Regions from separate parts of the Homo sapiens genome. Here regions 1 and 3 are each linked to region 2. A link is a loop called in an ENCODE intact Hi-C map of the cell type or tissue named here. Cell type or tissue: GM12878. All regions are shown on one strand.

The links. Hi-C counts contacts between places; a loop is a spot of excess contacts. Peaks named below come from ENCODE experiments on the same cell type or tissue, not always from the same donor. Only the 100,000 strongest peaks of a DNase experiment are listed, where the experiment ranks them.
Region 1: a loop joins it to region 2, with 4 times the contacts of the local background. A loop is called at or near these places in 19 of 110 quality-filtered maps.
Region 3: a loop joins it to region 2, with 10 times the contacts of the local background. A loop is called at or near these places in 9 of 110 quality-filtered maps.

Annotation. Positions count from the first base shown.
Region 1 is chr11:72,349,008-72,357,007 of GRCh38, reverse strand. The region is part of intron 5 of CLPB (ClpB family mitochondrial disaggregase); the gene reads left to right. It overlaps LOC112268077 (a long non-coding RNA gene), which reads right to left and starts at 2,492. Exons shown (of 3, transcript XR_007062768.1): 1 at 2,314-2,492; 2 at 1,633-1,857. In GM12878, a CTCF peak has its summit at 3,950; DNase peaks (open chromatin) are centred at 3,657 and 3,957; H3K4me3 peaks cover 690 bases; H3K27ac peaks cover 1,472 bases.
Region 2 is chr11:72,409,512-72,417,511 of GRCh38, reverse strand. All of the region lies in intron 2 of CLPB (ClpB family mitochondrial disaggregase), which reads left to right. Among named protein-coding and RNA genes, the nearest start is that of CLPB, 21 kb to the left of the region's middle. RefSeq lists enhancers at 3,237-3,346, 3,397-3,446, 5,398-5,487, 5,538-5,597, 5,668-5,747. In GM12878, a CTCF peak has its summit at 3,163 (motif pointing right); a DNase peak (open chromatin) is centred at 5,714; H3K27ac peaks cover 2,098 bases.
Region 3 is chr11:72,328,471-72,336,470 of GRCh38, reverse strand. CLPB (ClpB family mitochondrial disaggregase) reads left to right here. Exons shown (of 16, transcript NM_001258392.3): 6 at 6,667-6,764. Among named protein-coding and RNA genes, the nearest start is that of PHOX2A, 88 kb to the right of the region's middle. In GM12878, no CTCF peak of the experiment used is centred here; no DNase peak of the experiment used is centred here.

The DNA of each region.
Region 1 (8,000 bases), 61 kb after region 2:
ATCCCCAAGCAGAAAGCTTCTTCCTTTGTCCGTTGGAAAACTCTGTGGCAAGACATTTGTAGCTAAGAATTGGAGTGTTCACCAAGGACATTATCTCTGCCGTGCCTTAAAATCAATCAATACTCCCAGCTATTGTCCAGTAGTTTACATTCTCTGCTTCCCCCAACCCCCAGACAAGAGAATTCACTTTATAAGGAGCCCCTCTTCCTAGCCTTCTAGATCGAACACCTTTGAAATGAAAAGACGAGGGCCTTTTATGAAACTCCCTCTATCCTCACCCCCAGGCCAAGGCTGGCCCTTTGAGCCGTTCCAGGGGCATGGTTCCTGCCTGTTGACTTGGAACAGATGCCCTTAGCCCCCACCTTTACATTTCTCCCACCTGCCTTTTTAGCCAGCATACATTTACACCCCTTGCCCTAGCCTCCCAGCCTCAAGGGCCAAAACCATTAACCCACTATTTCTCCCTCCCAACCCTGAACAAGTTGCCGTCACTCAGGGCCTGCAGGCTGCCAACTTCTGACCTCCCTTCCCCCTTGACCTCCCTTGGTCTGCCTGTGTGTGTGACCAGCCAACCGAGAGGCAGGATCCTGCTCTATCATTCTAGGGGCTGTTGCCAGTAATATTTCCAGAGTCTTTTGACCTCAGCTGACCCTCTCCAAAGGGTTTCAGGAAAGGCAAGGGAGCCTACCTTCCTGCCCATCTGGCTGGCTTTTTTTTTTTTTTTTAATTGAGACAGATTTTCGCTCTTATTGCCCAGGCTGGAGTGCAATGGCGCGATCTCGGCTTGCCACAACCTCCGCCTTCAAGCGATTCTCCTACCTTCAGCCTCCCAAGTAGCTAGGATCACAGGCGTGTGCCACCACACCCAGCTAAATTTGTATTTTTTTTAGTAGAGGTAGGGTTTCTCCATGTTGGTCAGGCTAGTCTCAAACTCCCGATCTCAGGTGATCCGCCCGCCTCGGCCTCCCAAAGTGCTGGGATTACAGGCATGAGCTACCGCGCCCAGCCCCATCCGGTTTTCTTAGGCTGTACTTGCCACCAGCTTTGCTGCAGTAACTAAAGGGAGATTCTGTGAGATCCAAAGCAGGCCTAAATACAGAGGCCAGCCTGTGCTCACAGGGCCCACACAGAACAGTTTCCTTGAAATTACTTAGTCCTCAGGGATTTAGGGTCCCCAGACCTTAGAGGGTTAGAGCTAGAAAAGTCAGCTGCTCTTGCTGTCTGACCAAAAGTCCCCATTTGAGCTGGGAGGAGATTCAGACAGAAGCATCAGGCTGATAATGTGGAAAGCTCTCTGGCCCATTAGGAGGTGGCATGGAGTAATAGAAAGGGAACCTCAGGCTTCAGAATCAGGCCAACCTAGGTTTGAATCCCAGTTTACCCACCTATTAGCTGTGTTGCCTTGGGCATGTTTCCTTAATTCTCTAAGCCTCAGTTTTCGTACATCTAAAATAACACCTGTTTCACAAGGATAGCATGAGGATTGGTGGTATTTTTTATGAAAGCCCCTGGCAGGCACATGGTAGGTTCCCTGTTATAAGTACTTATCATTGTGACATGTATAAAGAAATCAAACTCTCATTCTGGCAGCTGTAATTCCATTCCTCCCCAATATAGAACCTTTACTCCTACCTTAAGGCCTCTTAATTCTGTCTTTACCTACGATATTCCCATCCTGCCTAAAGTGCCATCATGTTCCCTGTTTTCTTATCTGAATCCTCAGACTCTTCAAGGCCTCTCTCTCTTAAGAAGCCTTTCTTCGTCGTCTGGTCTACTCCGATACTTCCTCCTCCAAACTTGTACAGCATTGTACAGCTTAGCACAGACTGCTTAACGTCGTCTCATTTTCGGGAGACCCTGTAGCATAGTGAAAAAGAAACAAGCTTTGAAGTCAGACCTGGGTTTAAATCTCAGCCTTGTCAAGTGACCCTGGGCAAGCCACTTGCCATCTCTGAGACCATGGGCCTCAGGGAATCCTAAGACAGATCAGGCAAACTGTCACTGACCCTGAGAGGCTCTCACACTGTCAGAGGAGATAGATGTGGAAACAGACCATGATAATGGGGTAGGTGCTCTGGCAGGCGCCTGGACAAGGGGCTCTGGGGACGAACAGGGGGAAATGATGTCTTCTGCCTGGTGATCAGAGAGGTAGAATCAGTTACAGAAGGCTTCCCAGAGGAGGGGGTGCTTAGGCCTTATCAGGAAGGATGATGGGAGTTTGCCAGAGTTCTCCAGAAGGGTTTTGAATTAACTAGTGCCAGTCTTCTACTCCCAACCGCCACAGAAAAGTACAGAGACCCTCATGTTTTTTACCTTGGAAGATGCTGCTTTTGCCTGTGTTGATGGCTTATCAGCAGGAAGGCTCTGCTTCAGCACTTGAATGCAGGTGTGGTGGGAGGGAGGGAGGAAGGTGGGGAAGAGGCAGTAGGACTAGAAAGAGGAGTGATCAGGGAAGGTGGCTGGAGCCTCATACTTCAAGTGCCTGAAGATGACTCATCTTGATATTTCCAGGACTGTTAAGTTGCTTTGGCAACCAGGTCCTCTCAGGGATGTGATCCCACCGGCAGATCCATCTTCCTAAAACATATCTCTAATCATGGCCGTTTTTCTTGACCAAGGTTCCTCCAGAGAATTGAGCCCTCATTCTCCAAGGCATCCATCGTACACAGGAATTAACTTCTCTCCCAGGAATCTAAAATGGTACTAGCTATATATATATATATATATATACACACACACACATCTTTGGAAGCATTGAGAAAATCACTAGTCAATTTTTTTTTGTATGTGCTTCAAAGGAGAACCCCCAGCTAAGAGAGGTTGCAAGGGAAGAGCATGAATATTGGAGTCAGGATCTTGGTACCAGCCCTGCCATTTAATAGCTATGTGATCCAGGGCAAATTACTGACTGTTCTGAAGTTCTTTCTCCTCATCTGGAAATGGGGGTGGCGCCACCTACCTCCTAAGGATTTGTAAGGATTAGGACATATGTACTTCTCCAGAGTAGGTACTTTATATATAGTCTCTGTTATTATTAACTTCAGAAACACTCAGTGCTCACTCGTTTAAAAAAAAATTCTAACCATACTAATGCTTTTAACTGGTTTTAGAGTTGTTCTAGTCTGACCCTCACCTACCTTTTCCCCTACTGGAGCCCTAATACTCCAGCTACACTGTGTTCCCACCTTGGTGCCTTTATTCTCGCAGTTTGTTCGGCCTCTCTGTCCCCTTTAAGACCATTTTGCATGCTGGTGGAGTTCCTTTTACCAGTCAGTCACCAGCCTCATGCCACCTTCCTTCTGAAGTCTTTCCTGTTCTCTGGATTTGGGTCCAGTCTCACTTACTAGACCAAGGTGGATGAAGGCCAGGCCTGTGTCTTTTTTTGTCTCCATCTCCTTTGCTGCAATGCTCTGCACATGATTTAGTATGTTTTTGAATTGGATGCACTGATAAATCTCCAAAACCACTGTAGGTTTTCTTTTGGGAGATGTGGTGTCTTTACTTTTTGGTCTACTCTTTGCTGATCCCCTTCCCCGACTCTTAATTTCCTAATGTGTCTGACTTTTTAGAGCTTCACTTATGAGCCACCTCTGCCTGGCTACCTTCCTTCTCCTTACAGTCATAATGCCACTTCCTTTTCAGTCACTGGTGCTCTCACTTCAGAAACACTTGGGCTTTAACGAAACTTAATACTTTCCCTGGGGCCTCTCTCAGCCTCCTTCCCACCTACTTTAGTGAATCCTCCTTGCCCCATCTCCAAGTCTGCACTGAGTTATCAGTGTTAACTAGCCATCATCAAATGAGTCCTTAAATTCCCCACCATCCCTGCCTGAGGCAAAGATCCTTTCCAGTGGTGCCATCCCCTTTAACAGCCTCTTGGCTTGTTGTCAGGACCCAAAACTTAAGAGTTCGCTTCTTGTTACACTTCACCGTCTGTCCATCTGGCGGCACTGCCTGATGTGGAGAGAATCAGCTGTGCCTCAGGCTGTCTGTCCTCTGTTGAAGCTCCACACTCTGATTCACGCCAGCAGTACAGAGAAGGGGAATGAGCACTGGGTGAAGGATCAGATGTTCTGGCTCTGCCACCAACAAATCCTTTCACCTTTAGGCATATCCTCTCTCCTCCTCAGTAAAATAAAGAAGTTAGGATAGCAGATCCCAAGGACCCCTTCCAGCTCCAGCATTCTTTCACTTACCAGATTCTTACTGATCATCTCTGCTGCCACAAGCCCTGCCCTAGGCACCAAGGAAATAAAGATGATCCAGACATGATTTTTGCACTTAAGTAACTCACAGTTCTATGAGAAAACCAGACATTTTAACCAAGAATTGCTATCTGGTGTATTAATGGAGATCTGTAGAAGGTGCTGTGAGATCACAAAGAAAAGACCTTTTAAATCTTGAAGAGGGCAGGGAAAGCATGATGTAGGAGATGGTGTTCACACCAACTCTTGAAGGATGAATGCAAGTGTACCAGGTAGATGAGGTAGGAAGGCGGAGGGAGCAACGTGTTCAAAGGCATGGAGTATGAAGCAGCATACTTTACTCAGAATATTGCAGGTAGTTCAGAAGAGCTGGAGGGTATCAGAGGGCAAGAATGGAAAGCAGGAGCTAATATTGAAGGTCACTAATGTAAGCTGTGCTGAGGAGACTGGACTTATCCTGCAATGGAAAATCATTAAGATTTAGAGGAGGACTAGGATAGGCTTTATGTATAATGTGAAAGATAGTTAAAATGTTTATCAGTAGCTGAATGGATGAATAAATTGTGGGATGGTCACACAATGGAATAATGTACAATGGGCTTGAGTCAACTCTTGCTGTGTGCTACAACACAAACCTTACATCAGGTCACAAGCCAAACAGAAGAGTGCTTACTGTATGCCTGCATTTAAATTCCAAAATAGAGAAAACTAATCAGTGGCATAAGAAGTCAGGGTAGTGCTTAACCTCGAGAGTGTGGGTAGTGACTGGGAGAGGCCGTGAGGGGATCTCTGGGATGCTGTAATGTTATTTATGTAGATGCTGGTTATGTGGGTGTGTCCGTTTTGTGAAAATTGAGTTGTATCCTTATGTACTTTTTGTGCTTTTCTTTATATGTTACACTTGAAACAGGTTTTAAAAAAAAATGAGGGGAGGCTGGGTGCGGTGGCTCTTGCCTGTAATCCCAGCACTTTGGGAGGCTGAGGTGGGTGGATCCCTGAGGTCAGGAGTTCAAGACCAGCCTGGCCAACATGGTGAAACCCTGTCTCTACTAAAAATACAAAAATTAGCCAGGCATGGTGGCAGGTGCCTGTAATCCCAGCTACTTGGGAGGCTGAGGCAGGAGAATCACTTGAACCTGAGAGGTGGAGGTTGCAGTGAGCCAAGATCATGCCATTGCACTCCAGCCTGGGCGAGAAGATCAAAACTCCGATTCAAAAAGAAAAAGAAAAATTATATTTTTAAAGGCATGCAAAATATAGCCCCAAATGTGCCACTAATTTCTATAGACATAAAATTACTCTGACTAGTTGCTATAAAAGTTTCCAGACACTTACTGTTTGTATTTATCCCATCAAAAGCTGGTGGCAAAGTTCACCGTCTGGCACCAGTACACAGACCACATTTAAAACATGACTGCTTTGCTGGTACTCCCAGGCAGAAAGGGGAGACAAATGAGCAAAATAGAGCCTCTGCCCTCAACTAGCTTAAAGTCCAGTGGTATAGACATTCTGGGACAAATATAGTCACACTGTGTGGCAAAGAGGTCACAGCACTGCCATTATGATGTAGACATCAGGGACTGTGATCCACCCCAGTTCTGCCACATCTCACCCTTCTCTAACATGGCCCTTCTCTAACATCACTTTTTTCCTCTATAAAATCATGGCCCTTCTCTAACATCACTTTTTTCCTCTATAAAATGAAGAACTTGTGTCAGGTGATTGAATACTAAAGGTTTCTTCTTCTTGTTTGGATTCAAATGTTAAAGTCCCTCCATGTTAGCAGTTATCTGGGGGAGGGATGGGGAGAGATTGCTAATGGGTACAAGGTTTCTTCTGGAGATGATGAAAATATTCTAAAATTAGATTATGGTGATGGTTGCACAACTCTCTAAGTATACGAGAAACCTCCTCTAAATTGTGTACTTTAAATGGGTGAACTTTATGGTATGTAAATTACATCTCAGTAAAGCTATTAAAAAAGAAAAGAAAAAAATCCTCCATGCCTCTCAAAACCAGAAAATCTTGTCTTGGATGTCTGACTGATTGCCTGAAAGCAGGCTGGAAAGCCAGGAGGACCAGATCAACCCCACAGCTAGTGTGGTAGAGGAGATGAGCCCCTCTGTTGTATAAAACAGTTTCCTTTTAAAGAATATCATTAAAAAATTTGTAAACCTCTCTCTTCCCTTCCTTTTTATTGATTTCCTGTTATTATTTTAACAAATATGTATTGCATCCTTGTAAAGCTTAAAGTCTGGTAGAATATAGATGTTAGGCAAATAATTACAAAATTACCAGCTAATTATTAGCTAAATTGCTAGCTAATAATAAAAGTATTATTAAGGAAGAATAGAGGGTACTATAAGAGCATAATGGGACCTAATCTAGTCCGAAGGGGAATGGAGGAAGTCTTCCCTGAGCATATGGCATTTACACTGAGACTCAAAATGTGGATGTTAGCCTGTCATTTAGCTTGAGAAAATCCTGTGGAGAGGGATGTCCATTAGTCATCCAAAGGGATCCAGCAGTCTAGTCCAATTTTGGGGAGTGGAGGAGTTCTGTGGTATTGTATCTGCAGCCCATGTGGAAGACCAGGCCTTGAAGGGGCCCTCAGTGACCTAAGTCCTACCCTCAGCCCTTTACCCAGTATAGAATGAGGAACTGTCCTTGCTCACCGCAGGGAAAAGTATTTCTGTATCCTGGCTCCTGTGGACATCGAGGAGCCACTGCATAGTTGAGCTGGAGATGAGCCTGGTCACCAGAGCCCATGCTCTCCAGAGCCACTTGCCATCCAGGCCCCCGCATTTCATCAAGGCTTTAATCGGCTCCAAGCAGTCCTCAGATGAGCCTGGCCGGTATCCGGCATGACCTCATCACCGCCAGTAGTGGCAGCTGGAGGCCAAGGCTCCCTTGGGTGAGGGAGAGGTCAGCATCGGCTGGGCCAGGTCTGTTCCGTGTCCTACACTCTCCTCCACCTGCACTGAGCCTGGAAACAGCGCTGAGTCAGAATCAGATTTTCTAGCTGCCCTTTGCCAGCCCACTCATGCCCCCTCCAGCGTATGTGCTGTTGGGCAGAATGCACAGATAAAGGACCACACTGCAGCTTTTGCTGTTGGGCAGAATGCACAGATAAAGGACCACACTGCAGCTTTAAGAAAGGAGAATGTCAATCTGAAAGTCAGGGCCTGTAAAGTAGCAGCAAAAGCCCCTTCCAAGGCTGAGACTGGGGATGACCAGAACCAAGTGTCCCTTCCCAAAAGGAGTTTGCTCCTAGCATTCAAGTGTCCCTTCCCAAAAGGAGTTTGCTTCTAGCATTCATGTGCTGTCTTCCTAAGATACAGAAGCCAGGCAGTATCCAAGGAAGAACACAGCAGGGATGTTCTCTATAGGTTTGGACCACAGACTCCTTCCTGAACTGCATTTTGGAAATGAGTATTTTTTAAATGTAGCAGAAAAAAGGAGCTTGCCACTTGAGAAATCCTTCAGGGACCCCTTTGAAGTAATAGAAGCCTGTGTGGTAAAGTGCTGACTAGGGGTCAAGGGACCTGGCACATGGTTCTGGCACTAACTCTGCCTTGCTGTCAAGCAAGCCCTTCCCCCGTACTGAGCTTCAATTTCCTTATCCGTAAAATAATATAATTGGACTATAATCTCAGACTTCCTTTCACTGTAATATTTTGTGATTCTGAATACTTGCTCACTGATCTGTCTTAAGTATTTATTTATTCAGCAACTATTAATTATTTTCTTACAACTAACCACCATCATCCCTATTCTCAGTTCCTCTGATACATG
Region 2 (8,000 bases):
ATGTTCTATCACTCTCCCACCCCACCCCGGACCCTCAGAAAACTCTGGTTCCAATAGTAGTTACTCCCCATTCTCCTCTCCCCCTAGATGTTGCAACCACTAATCTGCTTTCTGTTTCTGGATTTGCCTGTTCTGAACATTTCATATAAATGGAATTATACAATATGTGGCCTTTTGTGTCTGGCTTCTTTCACTGAGCTTAATGTTTTCAAGGTTCATCTATGTTGTAGCATATATCAGTACTTTATTCCTTTTTGTGGCTGAATAATATTCCCTGTATGGATGTACTACATTTTATTGGATGTACATCCATACAGGATGTCATTTGTCAGTTGATGGACATTTGTGTTTCCACTTTTTAGCTATTATGAATAATGCTGCTGTGAACATTCGTGTACAGATTTCTATGTGAATGTATGTTTTCATGTCTCTTCAGTGTATACCTAGGAGTGGAATTGCTGGGCCATAGAGTAACTGTACATTTAACATTTTGAGGAACTGCCCAACCATTTTCCAGGGTGGCTTCACCATTTTACATTCCCAAAAGCAACGTGTGAGGGTTCTACCTTTTCCACATCCTCACCAACAATTGTTGTCATCAGTGTTGTCATCACTTACAGCAAACCTAGTGTGTGTGGAGTGGTATCTCATTGTGGTTTTGATTTGCATTTCCCTAATGGCTAATGATGTGAGCATCTTTTTATGTGCTTATTGGCCATTTCTGTATCTTCTTTGGCATTTATTCATTCTTTTTTCTTTTTTTTTTTTTTTTTTTTGAGACGGAGTCTTGCTCTGTCATCCAGGCTGGAATGCAGTGGCGCGATCTTGGCTCAATCCAACCTCTGCCTCCCGGGTTCAAGCGATTCTTCTGCCTCAGCCTCCCAAGTAGCTGGGATTACAGGCACGTGCCACCATGCCTGGCTAATTTTTGTATTTTTGGTAGAGACGGGGTTTCACTATGTTGGCCAGGCTTGTCTCGAACTCCTGACCTCAGGTGATCTGCCTGCCTCAGCCTCCCAAAGTGCTGAGATTACAGGTGTGAGCCACCGCACCCAGCCATTCTTTGGCATTTATTCATTCTTAAGGCCTGTTATGAGCAATTTCTTATTAGGCATTGAGGGGGAGAAAAATGTATCATGATGACCTTTGTCTTTCAAGGAACTTGCGGTCTGGTAAGAGAATTGTAGTTAGTACAGGTGAAAAGTTAGGGCTTCACAGGCAAGGTGGCCTTTAGTTTGGGTCTGGAGATAGGTCGTATTTGTATACAAGGAGCTTTGCAGAAAGACTTTCTGGGCAGTTGGAGTAATGTAAGTAAAGACAATTTGTAATTAGTAGTAGAAAACAGTTTTATCTTCTGATGAGCTCTGAAGCAATAGTGTGAAAGCACCTGGCATAGCACTTGGCACATGATGGGCTGTCATTATGTGTTAGCTCCCTTTGCAACTCCCCTCACTTGGTCCCAGCTCTGTCTTCTAGGACTACATGGCTTCCTTTTCCTGTTCCAGATTTTTAACTCTTAGGAGACAGAGCTCCAAGCTATATGAGCCTTGGTTCCCTAAACTGTGGTTTCAAGTCTCCTCCTCATCCTAGTCATTTTAAAATGAAACAGCTAGAAAGTTTTGGTGCCCTCTCTGAATTCCAGTGTGGCATGACCATTATTGTGAGGAGCAGGGCAACCATCCCCTTTGTTAAAGATTTTATACTTCTATTAATATGGCCCGACCTTGCATTGGCTTTCTTGGCAGCTGCGTTACACTCCTAGGTTCTGTTAAGCTTGTAATCGGCCCAGCCTTCTGAGATCCATGACTTCTTCTGTCCTGTAACCCTTTGATTGGATTTGTTTGCAGAGCTTGTTTTAACCTAAAGGTAAGGACACTTTAAGGCTTTGTATTTGCTTGTGAATTTGTAATATTTGAAATGTGAATATGTACTATGTGAAAGTAGTGGTGGTGGTATGGAGACTACCAGAAAGAAGAAAGGATAGGCTTGGAATGTTCTCAGCATGCGACTAGAAGGAACTAGAACTTCCAAGAGAGAAGGTTCTAGGAAGCTTCAGGACTAAACAGAAAGTATCTTCACCCCTCAAGTAAACTCCTTTCCACTTGAGGCTTTTCCTTATTTTCTGTCAGCTGATTGGTCCCATCAGACAACTATGGTGTGCTGACGCATGCTAAATCTGGGAAAGAAGGGAAGAATTGGGCATATGAGCCCTGGAAGGCAGTGTGGCTCCATAGAGCTTGGGCTTCATCCCCGGCTGCTACTTATTGGCCTTGTAATCTTTCTTTTTCTTTTTTTTTGAGACGGAGTCTCACTCTGTCGCCAGGCTGGAGTGCAGTGGTGCGATCTTGGCTTACTGCAACCCACGCCTCCCGGGTTCAAGTGATTCTCCTGCCTCAGCCTCCTGAGTAGCTGGGATTACAGGTGCCTGCCACCATGCCTGGCTAATTTTTGTATTTTTAGTAGAGATAGGGTTTCACCATGTTGGTCAGGCTGGTCTTCAACCTCTGACCTTGTGATCCACCCACCTCGGCCTCTCAAAGTACTGGGATTACAGGCGTGAACCACCGTTCCCAGCCTGGCCTTGTAATCTTAATCAGTCATTTACCCTCTGTAAGACTTGGGCTTCTTTCAGAGGATCAAATGAGATCATAAATGTCAAGTATCTGTTGCGTAGTAGGCAGCTCAAGAAATGTGAGCTCTTTTGAACTCCATCATTCAAGAGCTTTGCAAGGCGGTGAGTTGTGCTCCCTGAGCCTGTGTAAACATCTCTGAGCACCTGTGATACTTAGTGCACTTATTTGTGCGCTTGTTTCATTTTCCCTCCTCCAGCTCAGAATAAGAGCTCCTTGTAGGCAAGATTCATGTCTGATTGACTTCGGTGTCTGTCAATGCCCAACACAGAGGCTAGCTTGGAGATGTTACTTCAGTTTTGTTGAGTGAGTGAAGGCCACACCTTTGCCCGAGGAGGCCAGGTTTTATGGTTGGCTTTTCATTGTCTCTTCTTTACTGGAAATTTTGTGAGATTCCTGAACTTCACAGAAGGTGGCTCAAGTACCAACACTGTTTCACTGTTTGAGAAATTTGAACCACTTTTGTGTCTCACTGCTGTAGTGTGACAGGTTTCCTGGCAGCCAGCCAGGAGGCCTGCTGTGGGGCCAGTAGGTGGCGCCTATGACCCTTTCCCACACCTCAGGTCCTGCACAGGCCTTTCCTTCTCACCACCACAGCTGCTGACTCTCTGGGAAATGCATATATTAATAGCTCTGGGCAGGGGTACCCAGATGAAGGTGCTTTGGGCCACTCCCTCCTGTTTATGGCCTTGTATTGTTGGACTTCCGTGTTTTATTCAGTCTCAGCCTTGGCACACACTGCCTGGGGAAGCAAAGATGTTTGCTATAGAGGATCCCAGAAGGTCACTCTGGGAATCTGTGCTTCTGGCCCATCCTTTCTGGCACACTCTGCCTCTAGGAAGTCATCCCTGTGGCTCTCTTGCTCTGACCTGTACTCTCATGGCACCTTCCTCTAGGGTCCTTGCTTGTATTTTAGCTGTTTGCCCAGTGTGTAGCTGTCCAGTGAATGCTTTGAAGGCAAGGATACCACAGAATTCATCACAGTACCCTGAGTGCCCTGCTCAGAGTCCTGTAATAACCAGTCCTCAGGAAGAGTTTATGGAACGAATGGATGCATAATAAGTAGTACCTCAAAAATTGTTATCCACATTGAAGGGTATTCTACAAACAAACTAGCCTTACTCTGCAAAAAATGTCAATATCATGAAAATCAAAGAAAGGTTGAAGAACTATCCTAGATGAAATTGAAACATATGCAGTGTTTGGTCCTGATATTGATCCTGGCTTTCATCTGGATCACAGGGGGAGATTGCTATAATGAATATTGGGATAATTGAAGAAATTTGAATGTGGGCTGTATATCAGATAAAAATAGTATATCAATGTTAAATGTTCTGAATTTTATCATCATTAGTTAGTGGTTCTGTAAGAGAATGCTCTGGTACTAGGTACGAGATGCATGTACCAATGTATCTGGTATATGCTCGATGAAGTATTTGGAGGTAAAGGGGCATAGTATCTGAAATTAGTTCTCACATGGTCCAGCAAAAAAAAATAGAAAAGGAATAGAAAAGCAAATGAAACAAAATGTAAACAGGATATGAGTGAAGGCTATTTATTTATTTGTTTTTTTGTCTTTGTTTTTTTTTTTCGAGACGGATTTTCGCTTTGGTTGCCCAGGCTGGAGTGCAATAGCACGATCTCGGCTCACTGCAGCCTCCGCCTCCAGGGTTCAAGCGATTCTCCTGCCTCAGCCTCCCGAGTAGCTGGGATTACAGGCATGTGCCACCATGCCCGGCTAATTTTGTATTTTTTAGTAGAGACGGGGTTTCTCCATGTTGGTCAGGCTGGTCTCGAACTCCCGACCTCAGGTGACTCGCCTGCCTTGGCCTCCCAAAGTGCTGGGATTACAGGCCTGAGCCACCGCACCTGGCATGAAGGCTGTTTGAAGGGGTGTGTGTGTGTGTGTGTGATTTTTGTAACTGTTCTATAAGTTTGAAATTATTTCAAAATAAAAAGTTAAAAAATAATCTGAGCACTTTAATGTGGGCCAAGTTTCTGTAAGAGAGATGGGACAAAGAATGATCACCCAGTGTTGCACTTTATTCAGTTGATCCAGCAAGTATTCACTGAGGTTGTGATTCAGCTCCTCCACTGTGTGCCTCAACAAACAGAACAAGTGTAATAATAGCAACTAAGATTTGGAAAATGTAAGTGCCCTCACAAACATTATTTCCTTTGGTCATCTCAGCACCCATGTTAGGTAGGGCTGACAGGCTGATAGGGTAAGATGACTGAGGTTCAGAGAGGGTAGTGTGATCTGCCCACAGTCACACAGCCTGGAAGAGACAGACAGAGGCAGGCTCATATATAGATCAGTCTTTTCCAAAGGGGACGCTTTCTGAGCCTCCCTATCTGTGTGTGTAAAAGGAAGATTTGGACTGATTAATCTCTGCAGATCATTCTTTAAGTTCAGAAATTTTAAAGTTTTCTGTGATAGGAAATAGCCAGCTATGAAACATGCAGACACATTCCACAGTACACTTGGCATTTGTGGTAGGTACTGCATACCTGCCAGCCTCTCCCCTCCCTCACTGCTCTCACTCCCTTGGAGTTCTCCAGGCATGACAGAATGCTCAGTGGGCCATCTCACTGGGAGTGAGAGCATCTGGAGAGCTTCCTCACGGAAGGGTCCCCAGCTAGGCCTTGGAGAAGGGTGCTCAGTTCAAGTAGCAAATGCAGAAGTTGCTGGAGAGGCCTTGTCTATGGAGTTGAAGCACCAAGACCCTGCCTGAAGTCTGCTGTCCCAGGCTGGGGGGTCTATGAGCAGCCTTTGCTCCCTTGCCCTGCCCCTCCCAGCCCTGGCTGGCAGGCTAGATAAGGCACAGATGGAGGCTGCCTGGGGATTCTGGCCCCAGGCACCTTGCCTCTGCTCAGACAGCAGGGCCTGGTGCTGTTATTACTGTAAACAGGGCCTTCTGTGAGGCTCCAGCCAGGGCCCTGTTGCCCAGATAGCAATCATGATTGGGTCTGCATGGCTCAGTGCTTCCAGGCCTCTGATGCAGGTGGGATAGGGCTCCCTACCCTTCAGCCCCTCCCCAGCTGCAGCTGAGGGCTGGTTCATGTGAAGGATCCGGAAATCAGTTGGAACAATGCGTCATTGAAGTTCAGTGGCCGCTTTGTATTGATTGGTCCTAAAGAAAGAGGAAGAAAAATCAAGTGGTACCTCCCTCCCCTGAGTGGAAGAGCTAGTTAGCCAGAATAACTCAAAGCTGCCCCTGTGTCCCTTTCTGGGACTCTTTCCCTCCCTCCCACAAACAGAGCCTGGGGAGTTGTCTTTTCGTTGGAAGTCTTGCTGAGTGCAGCGTCTGCTAGGAATCTACTCAATTTTCATTTTGATGCTACACATATTTAGAATTATAACATTATAGAGCTGGTAGGGACTTCAGAAATAATTTCATTCATTTCCTTCTTTTACTGCAGATAAAAGTAAGGACCACAAAGACATTTATTGTGGTCACATAGCTAGTAAGTGATAGAGCCATGACTGGAATTTGTGACCTGTAGCCCCTAGGCCTGTATCCACAAATGTCCTCAGCCCTGAGACTGAGAAGCTGCACTCACACCCTCCTACATATACATAGAAGCCTAAGTTCTTCGAAAAAGACAAGCTTACAGTTATAAAACAGGTAACTTCCAGCACCAGACAGAAGTATTGGTGAGAAGTTAATGTAGGTAAGTGCTGTAGACATTCATTCATTCAGACCCCGAGCTTTGTGGTGTGCCAACTGCCATGGCAGGCACCTGGAGCAAAGAGATGAAGGCAAGTCCTTGTTTCTAGAAGGACATGCTTGCCTACTGGGGAAGTTAGACCTGTGGACTGTATGATAACTACATTGATACAGGTTAGCACAGGGGATTGTGGTGGCAACAAGGTCATCTTAGGGAAGGCTTCTTAAAGTATAGGACTTTTTTTTTTCCTAAGAAAGTTTTATTTTAAAAAAGAGTAATAGTATGGTCATTGTTATAAAAACAGCACAACTTCAAACAATACAGAGGTACTCACAGCAGAAAGAGAAAGCTTGACTGCTTCATTGCCCCTTCCCCAATCAGTGGTAATAGCTGTTACCTCTTTGGTCTTTAGCCTGCTGGACTCTCCAGGATCACTGATGGATGGGAGCAGGATATGTTTTTCCCGACTGATTTGTCCTTCTGTGGTAATCTTCAGCTCTTGGGCTAGGGAACCTTCCCTTTCCTGCTGCTGCCCTTGCCTGGGAATTTTAGACAGTTCATTTATCTATCCTCCAGTAATTTGGAGCACTTACTGTGTTCCAAGTTCTGTGTATACCTTTTCCTGTATCATCCTAGTTACTCTGTCACTTCTTTAAAATCGAGTGAACACAAATTGGAAAGTGATAAGAATAGTATAAGCTCTTCTTATGCTATTTTGTACAGTGCTTTATTGCATCCCAAGTATTTTTACATATTTTTTCTCACTGTCTCTTCATAGCACCCCTATGTGACATATATAGTAGGGTTGGTGAGGTGTTCTCCATTTTTTTTTAACAGATGCAGAAACAGGCTTAGAGAGCAGGAGCTATCATGTAAATGAAGGAAGCAGTTGAGATTCAGAGAGGCTAAGTCATTCATTCATCCACCACTCCTCACTTAGTAAGTAACAGAGCCTGGATTTGTTTGTTTTGTTTTTTTTGAGATGGAGTTCTGCTCTTGTTGCCTAGGCTGGGGTACAGTGGCACGATCTTGGCTTACTGCAGCCTCTGCTTCCTGGGCTCAAGTGATTCTCCTGCTTCAGCCTCCTGAGTAGCTTGGATTACAGGTACTGGCCACCATGCCAGGCTAATTTTTTATATTTTTAATAGAGATGGGGTTTTACCATGTTGGCCAGGCTGGTCTCAAACTCCTGACCTCAGGTGATCCACCCGCCAGAGCCTGGATTTTTTTTTTTTTATACGGAGTCTCACTGTCACCCAGGTCGGAGTGCAGTGGCACAATCCCGGCTCACTGCAACCTCCGCCACCTGGGTTCAAGCGATTCTCCTGCCTCAGCCTCCGGAGTAGCTGGGATTACAGGCGTGCGCCACCACGCCCAGCTAATTTTGTATATTTAGTAGAGACGGGGTTTTACCACATTAGCCAGGCTGATCTCGAACTCCCAACCCCAGGTAATCCACCCGCCTCCGTCTTCCAAAGTGCTGGGATTACAGGTGTGAGCCACTGCACCTGGCCCCCAGAACCTGGATTTGAAACGAGATCTTTGCTGCTGATTTTTCTGACCCACTCTACTGCCTGAGAGTTGTGCAAGAGCTTGGATTCAACTCTGGACTTTTTTTTTGTTTTTGACATGGAGCCTCTCTCTGTTGCCCAGGCTGTAGTGCAGTAGCATAATCTCAGCTCTCTGCAACCTCTGTCT
Region 3 (8,000 bases), 81 kb after region 2:
GAAGTAGAGCAAGTGCCCTGGATCACACAGCTGGGAGAGGCGGCCCCTCACTGGCTCCCCAGCCCAGTGCTCTCAGAGGGAAGGGCTGAGTCATGGGAACTGTAGTGGAATCGTATCACTAGAAGATCAGTGTGCTGACAGAACCGGGGGTGGGGAGGGGCATGAATGTCAATGTTAATCATAATAGGCCGACACATTTATATAGGGCATTTACTGTTGTTGTTATTGTTGTTGTTGTTAAGCCCTCTTATACACATTATCTTATTTGAGGTAGGCAAGGGCCAGGACAGAGTAGTGTCAAGGGAGGAGGGAGTGACAAGCCTCCTCCCACCCCCTCAGCTTATGAGCTTTTCCCACCAGCACAGAGAAGATCTGAATCCCACCTCCCTAGGTGGGATTCAGCACTCTCCCTAGGAAAGGCAGGTGGGCCTCTCTCTCCAACCACTTCTTCCCCACTTCGCACCTACAGAGCATAGAGGGTACCGGGGCCTGACCTGACCTCTTCTGCCAACCAGGCAGAGAGGCTTCTGGGACCAGCAAAGAAACTGGGGACTTTGGTCTATAGGAAAAAGGTACATGGTTTTGTATTGCTATCATAAAGGTTCTCCTGGGGCAGAAAGAACAGCCATGTTCTGTGTGGCCTCAGAAGATGGCACCTGGAGAGAATACGGTTCAATCATCTGGCAAATATTATTGAGCTCCCATCCCATGCAAGGATATATAGCAGTGTATCAAACACAGTGTCTGGCTTCTAAGAACTCTCAGTCTTAGATGAGACAGACTTTAATGCAGGGTGGCCAATGCAGTAAGATGGAAGCCGAAAGACCTATGGGAGCAGAGAGGATGGTACCCAACCTGGGGTGGAAGGGAAACAAGGAAACCTTCCTGGAGGAGAAGCTAGGACTGAGTCTTAAAAGATGAACAGGTGTTTTCAGAACCAAGATGGAAGTGGGGTTGGTGAGAGAATCTGGGACTCATATATGAAAAATCTGCCCTCAGTTAAATGGGGGACACCCCTGGGAGAGCCATGAGCTTGGGGCTGGGTACTGGGGACATTCAGAGGAGCCCGAGTGACCACCCGTTTGAGATGTAGTAGAAGGGAGTATCTTCTTAGGGAATTGGAAGAACTCACCATTTTTCCACTTGGAGAGTCAATAATTGCGTCAAATCAAAAGCAGGTACTGAACCAGAGAAGAGGAGTGGGCTCCCTCAGCACCAGTGAGCCAGGCCTTCACTCCCACCAACACCATTGCCACTGCTTTACCTTGCCCTGGGTGATGAGGTCCAAACCAGCCATAGTGGCACCAATCAGCATCAGCCCCACGACCACCCACCCCCCCACACTACTTTCCTGGCCTAGGCCCTATTGACAGATCCCCCAGAATCTGAAGGAATTCAAGACAAATGGTTAAGAGGATGGAGTTAATAAAATTTGAAAAATTGAGGCCTGTCACTCCACTAAACTTTTTTCAATACCACTGACAGAAACATATTTCCCCAATGAGTGACCTTCCACAGCTGTAGCGGGCAGGCGCAGCCGCAGCAGTGCTGCCAGGAAGCCAGTCTGCTATTTATCAAATATTATAAGCTGGGACACACTAATCTGGAGAGGGAGAGGAGGGGAGGGGTCCTGTACCACACTGCCTGGGGTGCTCCAGGTGTTTGCCCCAGCCCCAGACAGCCAGTGGGAGGTGACGGATGACCTGCGATTAGCATTCCCCACCTCCATCCAGCCCTTTCACTTGCTCCCAGAGGCCTGGCCCTCTAGACCAGCTGCTTGGCCCGAAGGGGCCCTGGGTGGGAGGCAAGGGGAGGTCAGGCCAGGGCACGGGCCATCCTGATGCCCCTGGAGAGGGCAGGCGGGTGAGGCCCAACGTGGTTATTTATTGGACTGTAATGGTTTGTGGCCGTTGGTCGTGGAGGTGAAATCGATCAGTGGTAGAAGTCAGGTTCTATCAATTATTACAGCAATTAGTCAAGTCAGAGCGAGGGTGCAGGGCTGGGGTACTAATATTAGATGGACACTATCCATGGTACCCCTGCCTCAGCCTTCCTAAAGTGGGGGCAGACATGCTGCCCTGAGGCTCCAGAACCTTGGGGAGCCTTCTCCGTGAATGGTCAGGTGGAGCCTGACCTGAGAGCCTCCTGGGCTGGAGACAGGCGCCGTACTGCTTTAAAAGGAGCCCCTGTGCTGGCTGGCCCAGGTGCAGAGATGTCCTACCTGTCCCCATCCCATCCTTTATGAGAAGTGACACGACTCCTACTAGAAATTACTCAGTGGCCAATGTTTATGGCACACATTTTTCATTCTGTAAGCAAATATAGATCACTGACAGCACTTGTTTGAAGAGGCTAATCTCACTCTGTTCGTTCTTCCACTGTCTTCCTCTGTCACCTTCTCTCCTCTTGCCCCTCCTCTTCTCTCTCCCATTTCTTTCTTCCTATCCAAAGCAGAAGCTCTTCTCTTTGCCATTCTTCCCCTTCCAGAGGTCTCTCCCTAACCCTCCCTTCCACTGCAGCTCATATCTAGTGACAGAGCTCCCCTTGAGGCTAAGAAAGGACAGACCTTTCCACTGCTTCTTTGCAGCTCCCTTTCTGCCTCCGTTGTGGTTTAGCTCTGCGGGGAGGGGAGGATGCTGTCTGCCACTGGCTCCTCAGCCCTTGCAGAGCCGCTCAGTGCTGAGCGCCAGAGAAAGCAACTCAGTGGGGCTGGGCCAGGAAGGCTAGGCTAGGCGAACAAGTCCCTGAGCACTTTGTTCCTTCCTGAGCCCCCCAGTGCCGCCTGTCCCTCCTTCAGCACACTGATGACACTCAGTCTGTGACCTCCTGTCTCCATGAGCTCCTGGAGAGGTGGAATTGTGCTGGACTCGAACTCTAGGTAGCACCTAATAATCTTAAAGACAGGAAGAGGAGTCTGCAAAAGAAACAGAAGAAATGGTCACAAGAGTGGGAAGAAAACCTGAAAAGTGGTTTTATAGAACTCAAAGGAGAGAGTGGCCAAGGTATCAGTTGCTACAGAACAGTCGTGAAATATAAAGAGGGAAACTATTCATTGGCTCTGCCAATCCTTCATCATCCTGCACACAGAGGCTTGCAGATATAAAGTGCCCAGTAAGTGCCAACAGAATGGAAAGAAAGGATGAGGCTCTGGCTGAGCCTCTAAGGACTTGCCCAGTAGTTAGGAAGACCACAGACACACTCCTTCCTAGGGAGGTTGCACTTTGTCCTGAAAGCAAAGGCCAACTGAAGGCTTTTTCATCAGGGGTATATTGTGGCTGCCCTCATGAGAGTAGAGAATTGGAGTTAGGAAAACCTGGGGGTGGTTTTTACTCCTAGTTCAAGCAAATAAAGCTAGCTTTGTGGCCTTGGGCTAGTTATTTCACTTTTCTGAGCCTGTAGCTTGGGGATTTTAATTCCCATCCCTCAGAAAGTACCGAGCACAGTGCCTGGCACAGAGTAAGTGCTCAATAAATACCAGTGTTACTATTATTACATCATGACTCCAATTATCTGCCCAGGAGACATGAAAACATACATCTACACAAAGACTTGTGTGTGAATGTTCATGGCACTGTTTATATAATAGCCAAAAAGGGGAAATAGCTTAAATGTCGATCATCACCTGATAGAAAAACAAAATGTAGTATATCCACAGAATGGAGTATTATTCAGCCATGCTACCACATGGATGAACCTTGAAAACATTCTGGTAAGCCTGAAAAAGTCAGACACAAAAGGCCACATATTATACAACTCCATTCATAGGAAGTATCCAGAATAGGCAAATCCATAGACAGAAAGTAAACTAATGGTTGCTGGGGCTGGGGGTAGGGGGAGTGTCTGATAATAGATAGGGAATTTCTTTTGGAGGAGGGTGAAAATGTTCTGGAATGGTATATTTTAAACCACTGAATTGTATACCTCCTTTGCTTTCCTTTTTCCTTTCCTTTTTTCTTTCCTTTTTCCTTTCCTTTCCATTTTTTAGACAAGGCCTTGCTCTGTTGCCCAGACTGGAGTGCAGTGGCGTGATCCCAGCTCACTGCAGCCCCTGCCTCCTGGGTTCATGCAATTCTTGTGCTTCAGCCTTCCGAGTAGCTGGGATTACGGGCATGTGCCCCCATGCCTGGCTAATTTTTTTTTTTTTTTTTTTAGTAGAGATGGGGTTTCACCATGTTGGCCAGGCTGGTCTCGAACTCCTGGCCTCAAGTGATCCGCCCACCTCAGCCTCCCAAATTGCTGGGACTACAGGCATGAACCACTGTGCCCGGCCTTGAATTATATACTTTGAAAGGTTTAATTTTATGGTGTGTGAATTGTATCTTAATAAAAAAAAATATATTTATCAATATTCTGCACTAAATTCCTGTTAGAAGATAGTACTGTGTAAAAAAAACTTAGTTTTTTCTTACTGATAATAAAAGTTTCCTTCACCTGGATTGTATTTCCTATGGCCTGCCCCTTCCCCCTCCACCTCCCACATCGCTATAGAGCTTTAGCCACTTCCTCTGCCTCTCAGGCAGACAGCCACATGTAAATGCTTAATAAATGGTTACTGTTGTTCATAAGTTGATAGGGTCTTTTAAGAAGTAGAGACTGTGGCTGGGCATGGTGGCTCACACCTATAATCCCAGCACTTTGGGAGACCAAGGTTGGAGGATCACCTGAGGTCAGGAGTTTGAGACCAGCCTGGCCAACATGATGAAACCCCATCTCTACTAAAAATACAAAAATTAGCCAGGCATGGTGGCACATGCCTGTGATCCTAGCTATTCAGGAGGCTGAGGTGGAGAATAGCTTGATCCCAGGAGGTGGAGGTTGCAGTGAACAGATATCACGCCACTGCACTCCAGCCTGGGCAACAGAGTGAGACCCTGTCTCAAAAAAAAAAAAAAAAAAAAAACAGAAAAGAAAAGAAGAAGTAGAGACTTGTGGCTGGGCACAGTGGCCCACGCCTGTAATCCCAGCAGTTTGGGAGGTCAAGGCAGGAGGATTGCTTGAGCCCAGGAATTCAAGACCAGCCTGGGCAACATAGTGAGACCCTGTCTCTTAAAATTTTTTTTTTTTTTTGAGACAGAGTCTCGCTCTGTCGCCCAGGCTAGAGTGCAGTGGCGCGATCTCTGCTCACTGCAAGCTCCGCCTCCCGGGTTCACACTATTTTCCTGCCTCGGCCTCCTGAGTAGCTGGGACTACAGGTACCTACCACCACGCCCGGCTAATGTTTTGTATTTTTTAGGAGAGATGGCGTTTCACCATGTTAGCCAGGATGGTCTCAATCTCCTGACCTCGTGATCACCTGCCTTGGCCTCCCAAAGTGCTGAGATTACAGGCGTGAGCCACCACACCTGGCCAAAAAAAATTTTTTTGATTAAAAAAGTTTTATTAAAAATTTTTAATTAAAATTTTAATAAAAAAATTTTTAAAGTAGAGACTTGCAATAGGAATACTTCTGTATCATGATATAAATGTTTTCACATACTGGATTGAGAAATACTGGTTTTTACTGTACATCAACAGTGGCTGGACACCTACCCTGAGCCATGCCCTGTGCTAATTGGTTTCCCAGCCAGCCCATTCTATCCTATGGCAGGGACTGAGTCTTAACCTTCTTTACTTCAGACAGTACTTCCTGAGCAAGAGAGAAGCTCAAAAAATACTAGATAATTATTACCTTAATGTTCTGTGTAACACACATTTATTAAGCATCTGCTGTGTACAAAGCAGCTTTCTAATTATGTTTCTGTCTTCCTGCCCTTCCCTAAAGGGCAGGGCCAGATCTGATTCTTCTGCATCCTCAGGCCCCATTCATTCAGGGTCTGCCGACTTGAATGGAATGGATGGTTTTCGAAGAAGAGAGTGAGGTGCTTACACATGGGCTTTGGGAAGGCTGTGACAGCACAGAGTCAGAGTGACCTTTCCTCCATAACTGCCAAGGCTGGCACAAAGTAGACACTTGATACAGGCTTGTCAGCTGCCAGTACTTAGAGAGAAGGTAGATACATGGCCCCAAGCTAACCCCTTCTTCTTGTCATACTCAAAGTCTTTGTCCTTAAGTCACAGGAACTAATGATTGGAGGAAATACCCAGCCACATGCACTCACCCACCAACAGCCAGAGTGGCATAGACAGGTTGCTGGTGGTGCCCATGCCCTTCCAGGGGACTCAGCTGACTCAGACAGACAGGAAATGCCCAGAGGTCAGAGAGCATAAAAGGAGAGTAGCAGAAAACAAAGAAGGGGAACCATTTAATTGTTATTTGGGATATTCTCTGCCTTAGAAAGGAACCCTTTATATGGCTTCATGAATGAATGTTTATCTGTATGCTGATATGTTGGAAAATATGGACATTTTAATGAATACATGTATGAAATTGTATGTTTACATGTATTTGTGCTGCGGTATATTAACCTGTGTATTTGTTTGGCATACTTTCTTAGCATGTTCAACTGTGTGTGTTTGTGTATGTATAACACATCTACGTGTGTGTAGTATGTTATCGAACATGTGTGCATGCACATGTAGGAGCCCCAGTACCATGTTTTTCCACCATTTGTAGGTGTCCATGGACATTCCCAACATAGAAATCAGAGCCTTAAGCCACCTCCAAGGGAAGGCTGAGGTCCCACTGATCGTTCATAGAGCCTCTGTTTATCCTTCTTCTCTTGCCAGGAGCCAACCCCCTGCAGAGGAATGAAATGGGACACACACCCTTGGATTATGCCCGAGAAGGGGAAGTGATGAAGCTTCTGAGGACTTCTGAAGCCAAGGTAAGTCTCAGGGAAGGGAGGAGGCCTGTGGGTACTCCATGCATCATTTAATCCTTCACTCATTAAATTATGTCAGGCTTTACACCAAAGGCCACTTCTCCTTAGGTGATTATTATCTGTTTAAATACAGATATTATCTGTATTATTATCTGTTGATTATTATCTGTTTAAATACAAATCCAGCCCCCAGTCTCATCAAGAATAGGAAGCTGCCCCTATCATGACCAGGGAGCGGCCTTGGCCACTTCTGGCTTCTGAGCATTACCTTTAAATTTGGTTTATGAAGTGATGGATCTCCCAGGTCCTTTTCAGAGGAGGGGGTTCTAGCCAGACAAAATCCTTAGCCCAAGCAAAGATTTTGGTCATATTTTTCCTAGGCCTCATGTATTCTACAGTCTCATCAAACAATCTTTTCTTATCATCATTCTTTCTAGAACTATTCCTTCACCCCTCCCCTCCACACACACTCCAGAAAGCCTAGTATAGAATCTGAGCCAAAAAACCCTCCATTCTAATTCTGTTTTCCCAACCAAACTTTTGAACTCCTGAAAACAGGGCTAAGTCTTCCACCTCTCCCAGCCACAGAGCTGTAACTCAGGAACTACTGGACAGAATCCAAGAACTAGAATCACAAATCTGAGAGCTGGCAAGGACCTTAGAAATCAAGTCCAGTGATGGGAAATCTTACAAAAACATAAGCCAATAAATCAGAGGAAAATTGAGTTGTTCGAGTTGAAGGAGAGAGATGGACTAGAGCACTGCCCACGTGGCCTGCCCTTCACTCCTGCCCTTCACTCAGCCTCTGAGGGGACTCTGCTGTTGCCACAAGTTTCAATCTCTGAAACCTAAATCAGCTGACTTATTTTACTCCTGGAGAAACTGGAGCCCAGGGCTGTGATGTGGCTTGCCTTTGGTCCCAGAGTGAGTTAGCATCAAAACTGAACATAATAGGCTTGACTACAGGTCATGTGGTAGGTTCAGTGGCAGGACGGGGACTGGAAGACCTGGTTTTTGACTTTTGTGCCCTTTCCAGCCTCATGGAGTCTGTTATCCACAAATTGGCTGAAGTACCTTGAGATGATTCAGTGTGGCAGGTCCCACCTAGTGGCAAATATTCTCTGTCTTGAGTCCAAGCACTTAGCTCCCTGGACTGAGACTGAAGAGATGTGGGTTCTGATCCTAGCTTCACCACTCACTGCCCATGTGACCTTGGGCTACCACATCCCCTCATTAAAG